Regions from separate parts of the Homo sapiens genome. Here region 1 is linked to region 2. A link is an interaction called in ENCODE POLR2A ChIA-PET data of the cell type or tissue named here. Cell type or tissue: CD4-positive, alpha-beta T cell. All regions are shown on one strand. Each heading gives the region's core, and the rest is flanking DNA. Links, peaks and the distances in the headings are about the cores only.

What was found. ChIA-PET counts read pairs that join two places held together with the same protein. Peaks named below come from ENCODE experiments on the same cell type or tissue, not always from the same donor. Only the 100,000 strongest peaks of a DNase experiment are listed, where the experiment ranks them.
Region 1: POLR2A ChIA-PET joins it to region 2 with 6 read pairs; 9 of 35 experiments call an interaction of 5 or more read pairs at or near these places.

Annotation. Positions count from the first base shown.
Region 1 is chr13:27,258,367-27,261,290 of GRCh38, reverse strand. No RefSeq gene overlaps it. Among named protein-coding and RNA genes, the nearest start is that of SNORA27, 4.4 kb to the right of the region's middle. In CD4-positive, alpha-beta T cell, for the core only: no CTCF peak of the experiment used is centred there; a DNase peak (open chromatin) is centred at 1,250.
Region 2 is chr13:27,153,376-27,156,299 of GRCh38, reverse strand. All of the region lies in intron 1 of USP12 (ubiquitin specific peptidase 12), which reads left to right. The region is part of intron 1 of USP12-AS1 (USP12 antisense RNA 1); the gene reads right to left. Among named protein-coding and RNA genes, the nearest start is that of USP12, 17 kb to the left of the region's middle. In CD4-positive, alpha-beta T cell, for the core only: no CTCF peak of the experiment used is centred there; no DNase peak of the experiment used is centred there.

The sequences.
Region 1 (2,924 bases), core at 201-2,700, 100 kb before region 2:
ATTTTCTCTCACCAAAGTAGCAAAGATTAAATTAAAATAATCAATGCTGATGAGAATGCTGTGAGACAAGCATGTTCCCTGGAAGGTGGAGTGCAAACTGGTATAACCCTTTGGTAAATCAATTCATCAGTGAATCAATAATTTGAAAAACACATATTCTTCAACCCAGTATTGTGCGAGAAAATCTATTTTTGAAGATTAATCCAAAATACTAAAATTTTATGTATATTCATAGTATTGCCACTGATTGTTTTAAAAATTGCTATGCTGTACATCAAATAGGAAGAGTTCATTTTCTGAATATCTGTGCTAAGGATAGTAGTTCCCCTAAGTCAATTCGGCATGTCATCGTTTTCTCTCATGCCCAACTTCATCAGCCCCTCTGAATTGACACCTCATATCCTCATTTCCTTGTTGACAAGTCACAATTTACTTATTTCATCTGGTTGTGTTAAAATATGAAATCATAGACCTAAATGCACCAAGGGCCTATAGGAATCATTTTATCCAACCCCTTATACTCAGGTAGGTGATACCACTTTACTGATGAGGCAACAAAAAGTGAAGGTAACATGACTTGTTGGAGAATGAACAAAAGAATGTTTAAGGTCTCCTGATCTTTGCACGTTACATGGGAGGTTTAACAATCCTACATATTCATATGCAAAATGGTTACAAGTCCTCAAAATTCAGAAAACACTATAGTTTTGTAAAGATTGAACACAGACATATCTATCCTTTTTTTTTTTTAAAGAGCAGTCTTTTTCTCATTATCCTCTCGTTAATTTGAAGGGCATTTATTGAATGCTTACTATTTTCCAGGCATGAAGAGTGCAAAATTTAGTAAGAGACAGTCCCTAAACTCAGGTGTAGTGGGGAAGACAGAACCTTACAAGTTAAAAACACTGTAACAGAAGCAAACACATCTGTCATGGGAACAAAGATGTGGGGGATTTTATTACAACCAGAAGTATCTCTCTTCTCCGATTCCAAGAGCTTTCTTCATTCCTCTCCTTAAAATACTTCCATCAGGGAAGGTATCATCTATGAGATAATACAGGGTGAGTGCTAAAGGACAAGCAGGAACTCATCAAGTGACCAAAGGAAAGCCTAAATGTTTCAGGCAAAGGCAAGTGCATGTGCAAAGAACTTGAAAAAACCTATTTCCCTAATATCTAAAGCATAAAGTAGGAAGGCAGTAACAGGAAGTGAAAGGGAAAACAAGCAGAAACCAGATTACAAAGGGTCACATACATGACGGTATCACGTGTTTGCACACTCATCCAATTGTCTAAACTCATCAAACTGTACACACTGAAGGTGCAGTTCTTTGTTATCAATCATACCTCAACAAAGCTGTTACAAAAAATAATGTGGTCTTCCAGACACTATCTGGTACCCACCACCCACCCACCCACACACTAACTTATTGGAGTCTTCTGGGATCCACTTGGTAGTCAAACAGCACAGCAAACAGAGTAACTCTTTGGCATAAGAGGATCATGGGTTCAAGTCCCAACTCTGCCACTTTCTGGCAGTGTAACCACTGGTGAGTTATTCTCCCTTCTTGAGTCTTTTATCTTATTCATAAAACATGGTAGTCCCCACATCTCAAAGCAGCCAGGAAGATGAAACAGATCAAGTGGTCAACAAATGTTGTTAGGCATATAATACCAATTCATTAATAGAGCTCAATTTTATGGATGCTCTCTGAAGCAGATAAATGGTAAACAGGGAAACATACCACACCCCCTCCCCCAACAAAAGGAGGCCACATATACTCTTAAAACCTAAATATTAGTAAATTCTAGATTCACTGGAAGGCAATGACTTAATTTTGGACATCCAAAATACTCCTGGCACGCATTTGTAAAGAAACAACGCAAAATTCTCAATTAGCAACAGAATATGAAACAAAAGTTGGTCGTAACTGAATATTCACTGTAACATCATGATGTGCTTTGTAAGTATTCCCATCTAATTCTCAAAAATCACCCTTTTAGGGGCACTTTTATTATCTCCTTCCACGTAAGAAAACTTAGTCATATTGGTCAATTTGCTATGTATTAACAGAATGAGTAAGTGTGGACTCTGGAAGCTGCTTTAATGAAGGGAAGAAGGCAAGTGTGACTAAAGGGACAGGCTGTGAGGACTTCAACTAGATGCATTGTTGAGCCATGAACTATGATTGGAAAATACACAGGACTAATGTGATAATTATGTTTACATGCAACTCTCCACTACTAGAATGTGAATCCTTAGGGGCAGTTATTCAGAGATTCATATCCAGGTGTGAGGGATCCCAAAGCTGTACATACCACCCATCTCGCTTCATTAGAAAAAACTCAAGACCACCAACTAGACTTTTCTCCATTCACACTAAAAAATGGTTTTTTTTGAGACAGGGTCTTGCTCTGTCACCCAGGCTGTAGTGCGGTGACACAATCACAGCAGACTGTAGCCTTGACCTCCTGGACTCGTGATCCTCCCACCTCAGCCTCCCAAAGTGTTGGGATTACAGGTGTGAGCCACTGTGCCTGATCTTTCATAGCATTTAGTAAATATTACTAGGTCTTTGCCTTACACAGCAAATACACCCCAAGTAGGTAGCAACAAGACTGACTGTGTAGAATCTCAAAGGTTAGATAAAATCAATTAGGGGATGAAATGGACTTACAGTCAGTAAGATTAGTGAGGATACATTTCAAGGACCCATGTTTGCTAAGTAAAGGTTTCCAATTGAATGGTACTGTTTTAATATGTCCTCTCCAAAATTCATGATGAAACTTAATCCCCATTGTTGCAAAGAAATTGCCATCAGTCATGCACTGCTGGTAGAAACGTAAAATGGTAGAAAACTCTCTGGAAAACAGTTTAGCAGTTTCTCAGAAACCTAAACATGGAACTACCGTTAAGACCCAGCA
Region 2 (2,924 bases), core at 189-2,688:
GTTCTTCCATCCTTTGTGTTTTCTGTAATCTGGTAGATTAAGAGGCCTGAACCAGATTCCTTGATTTTTTTTTTTTTTTTCCTTGCAGGAGTTGAGGTACAAGTGGTGGTGGAAAAACTTAGGTGATGTGTACTTCTGGTTTGCAGTGGAATGTCGTGTCTCTTTATAATGATGAGGCTGGCATTGTCAGAATGACTCTTCTGTTACGGAGCTGCTGGCAGCTTTTTACCTCATGGTTTTTAGCAACTGTTGATAATCATTGCCTAGATCCAGTGTTTCATTAGGGCTTCAGAATACAGTTTTAACTGCTTCTATAGGTTTTTTTTAAGAAATATTTTTAAAAACATTGAAAGAGAATGTACATCTATGTTATATTTGAAGCTACATAGAAATAAACTTTTTACATTTTCAGAATATTTTCATAGTTGTATTCCGAAAGTCATACATTTAGGCAGGCTAAAGTTTACAAATTAAGTTGAACCTTTTCCGCATCTAGACTTAATTTTGTGATATTACAAGTGAATGAGCACATGAAGTTCTAACAGATTTTTGCATCTGAACTATAATTAATAAGATTTAACTGATTATACACTAAAACTTGACAAAGTAGTTTTTCTTTTATTTTCCATTTTTTAATATGTTCCGCCTCAGGGTTATATATTTACTACTCCTGTGCTTTTACAAAAGCAACTTCAAATTCTTAGGCACAGGATTCTGAAAATTAGATGAACTAACCAGGTACAGTTACTTTAATTTTCAGATTTTAGGGATATTAGAGTGCATTTATTTGTATTTCTATTTGTAATATTTAAAATGGACCAATTTGTGTGTGCATTAGTTTCCAATGGGGCTGTAACATATTACCACAAGTTTAGTGGCTTAAAATCACACAAGTTTATTATTCTAAAGTTATGGAGGTCGCTGGGTGCAGTGGCTCACACCTGTGATCCCAGCACCTTGGGAGGCCAAGGCGGGCAGATCACGAGGTCAGGAGATCAAGACCATCTTGGCCAACATGGTGAAACCCTGTCTCTACTAAAAATACAAAAAATTAGCCGGGCATGGTGGCACGCGCCTGTAGTCCCAGCTACTTGGGAGGCTGAGGCAGGAGAATTGCTTGAACCTTGGAGGCGGAGGTTGCAATGAGCCGAGATCGCGCCACTGCACTCCAGTCTGGGTGACAGAGCGAGGTTCCGTCTCAAAAAAAAAAAAAAAAAAAAAAAAAAAAAAAAAGTTGTGGACATCAGAAAAAAAAAAAAGTTGTGGAGGTCAGAGGTTTATGTGGGTCTGGCTGGGCTGTGTTCTTTCCTGGAGCTGCAGGAGGGACTGTTTCTTTGCCTTTGCCACCTGGATGCTGCCCTTGCCTTTTGGCTCCTGGCCCCTGCAGCATCTTCAAAGCCAGCCATGACTGGCCAGTCTTTCTTTCATTACCTCCCTCGGACGGCGACTGTCCTGCTTCCCTCTTTCACTTACCAGACCCTTGTGATTACATAGGGCTCACCTGGGTAATCTGGGATACTCTCTCAAGGTCGTTTGATTTTAGCAACCTTAATTCCTTCTGCAACTTGAATTCACAGGTTCTGGGGATTAGGATGTGGACATTTTGAGGGAGGCAGTTATTTTTCTACTACCACAATGCGTCCACGTTTTTTTTTAACTTTAAAAAATGTATTAGAGGTGAAAATCAATTCCTGATATGCCTTTAATGAATTTTGGGTTATGGTGAAATATTGGAAAGAAGTTGAGTGGATTTGTAAACATACACCTTTTGTACTAAGTGAACATTAAGACGTGGTTATCTGTTCTAGTTTTGGAAGTAACGGAAGGAGAATTTTTACTTCAGGTACTGTTAGCACACTACCAGTCTCAGCAGGAGAAAAGTAAAGATGCAGTGGAACATTCAGGAAAATTAGCTACCAATACTTTTACAACTTTTGATAAGTAAGTAAATATAGGCTTGGTAGCATGAGAGGTTACAAAAATGGATGAAATGAATAAAACCTATGCTATATGCCCTTGCTCAACAGAGTATATGTAAAATATATTTTAGGATGTTAAGATTACATCAGAACCTTTTATATTTACAGCATAGTAATTTAAATGATGGTTCGGCTTCATTAAAAGATAATCTTGGAGGTTTAGAGAGAAGGCCTCAGGCTGTGTGCTTCCTAAGGAAGAAAGGGCAGAAAAGGGCAACTCTCACATTTTCTTAGGCAAAGTGGAAAGATGTGGATATTTCTGTGGGATGTGAAATAGATTTTTAATGGTTAAAGATAGTATCAGAAGAAGCTCTAATTTGAGGATTGCCAGATCTCTAAATATTTTTGTTTTGCAGTTATTAAACGACTGCCATAATTAGATTTGATACCTCAGTAAACTTACGAGAAATAGGATGAAACATAGAGCCTGGACTTCTAGAGACTTCGTTTTTCTCATTTTGCTTGTAAGTCTGAAGAAAACCAACAGAGCAAGAGAGGCTAAGAAAAGAGATGATAAGGAAGACAGGAAAGAATACCCAGTAAATATTGGTGTATGGGCTATGCTAGGTGAACTGTTAGGTATGAGTGGTTCTTACTTTTAAGGAAGATACGTCTTTTTGGGGAAATGAGACTTAAATTCACATCCAGCAGAACAGTATCAGAAAAGTGGGTGTGTGAGCTCCATGAGGGTGACTTGTGGAAGGGGAAAGGTTGAACATTTCATTCTCAAGTACTAAAAGGATCTGTAACTCTAATGTACCGATTAATGGATGATAGCACAGCTTTTTATTGTTATGGAAGTGACGTTTCCACTCTTGTCATTCCCATTTTTGGAGTTTATTGTTACTAGATTTCATAGAACCTATTTGAAACTAGAAAATATTTCTATTTCATTACTTTATATGTTTTTGTATGCATATGTATATATGTTTTATCTAAAAAACA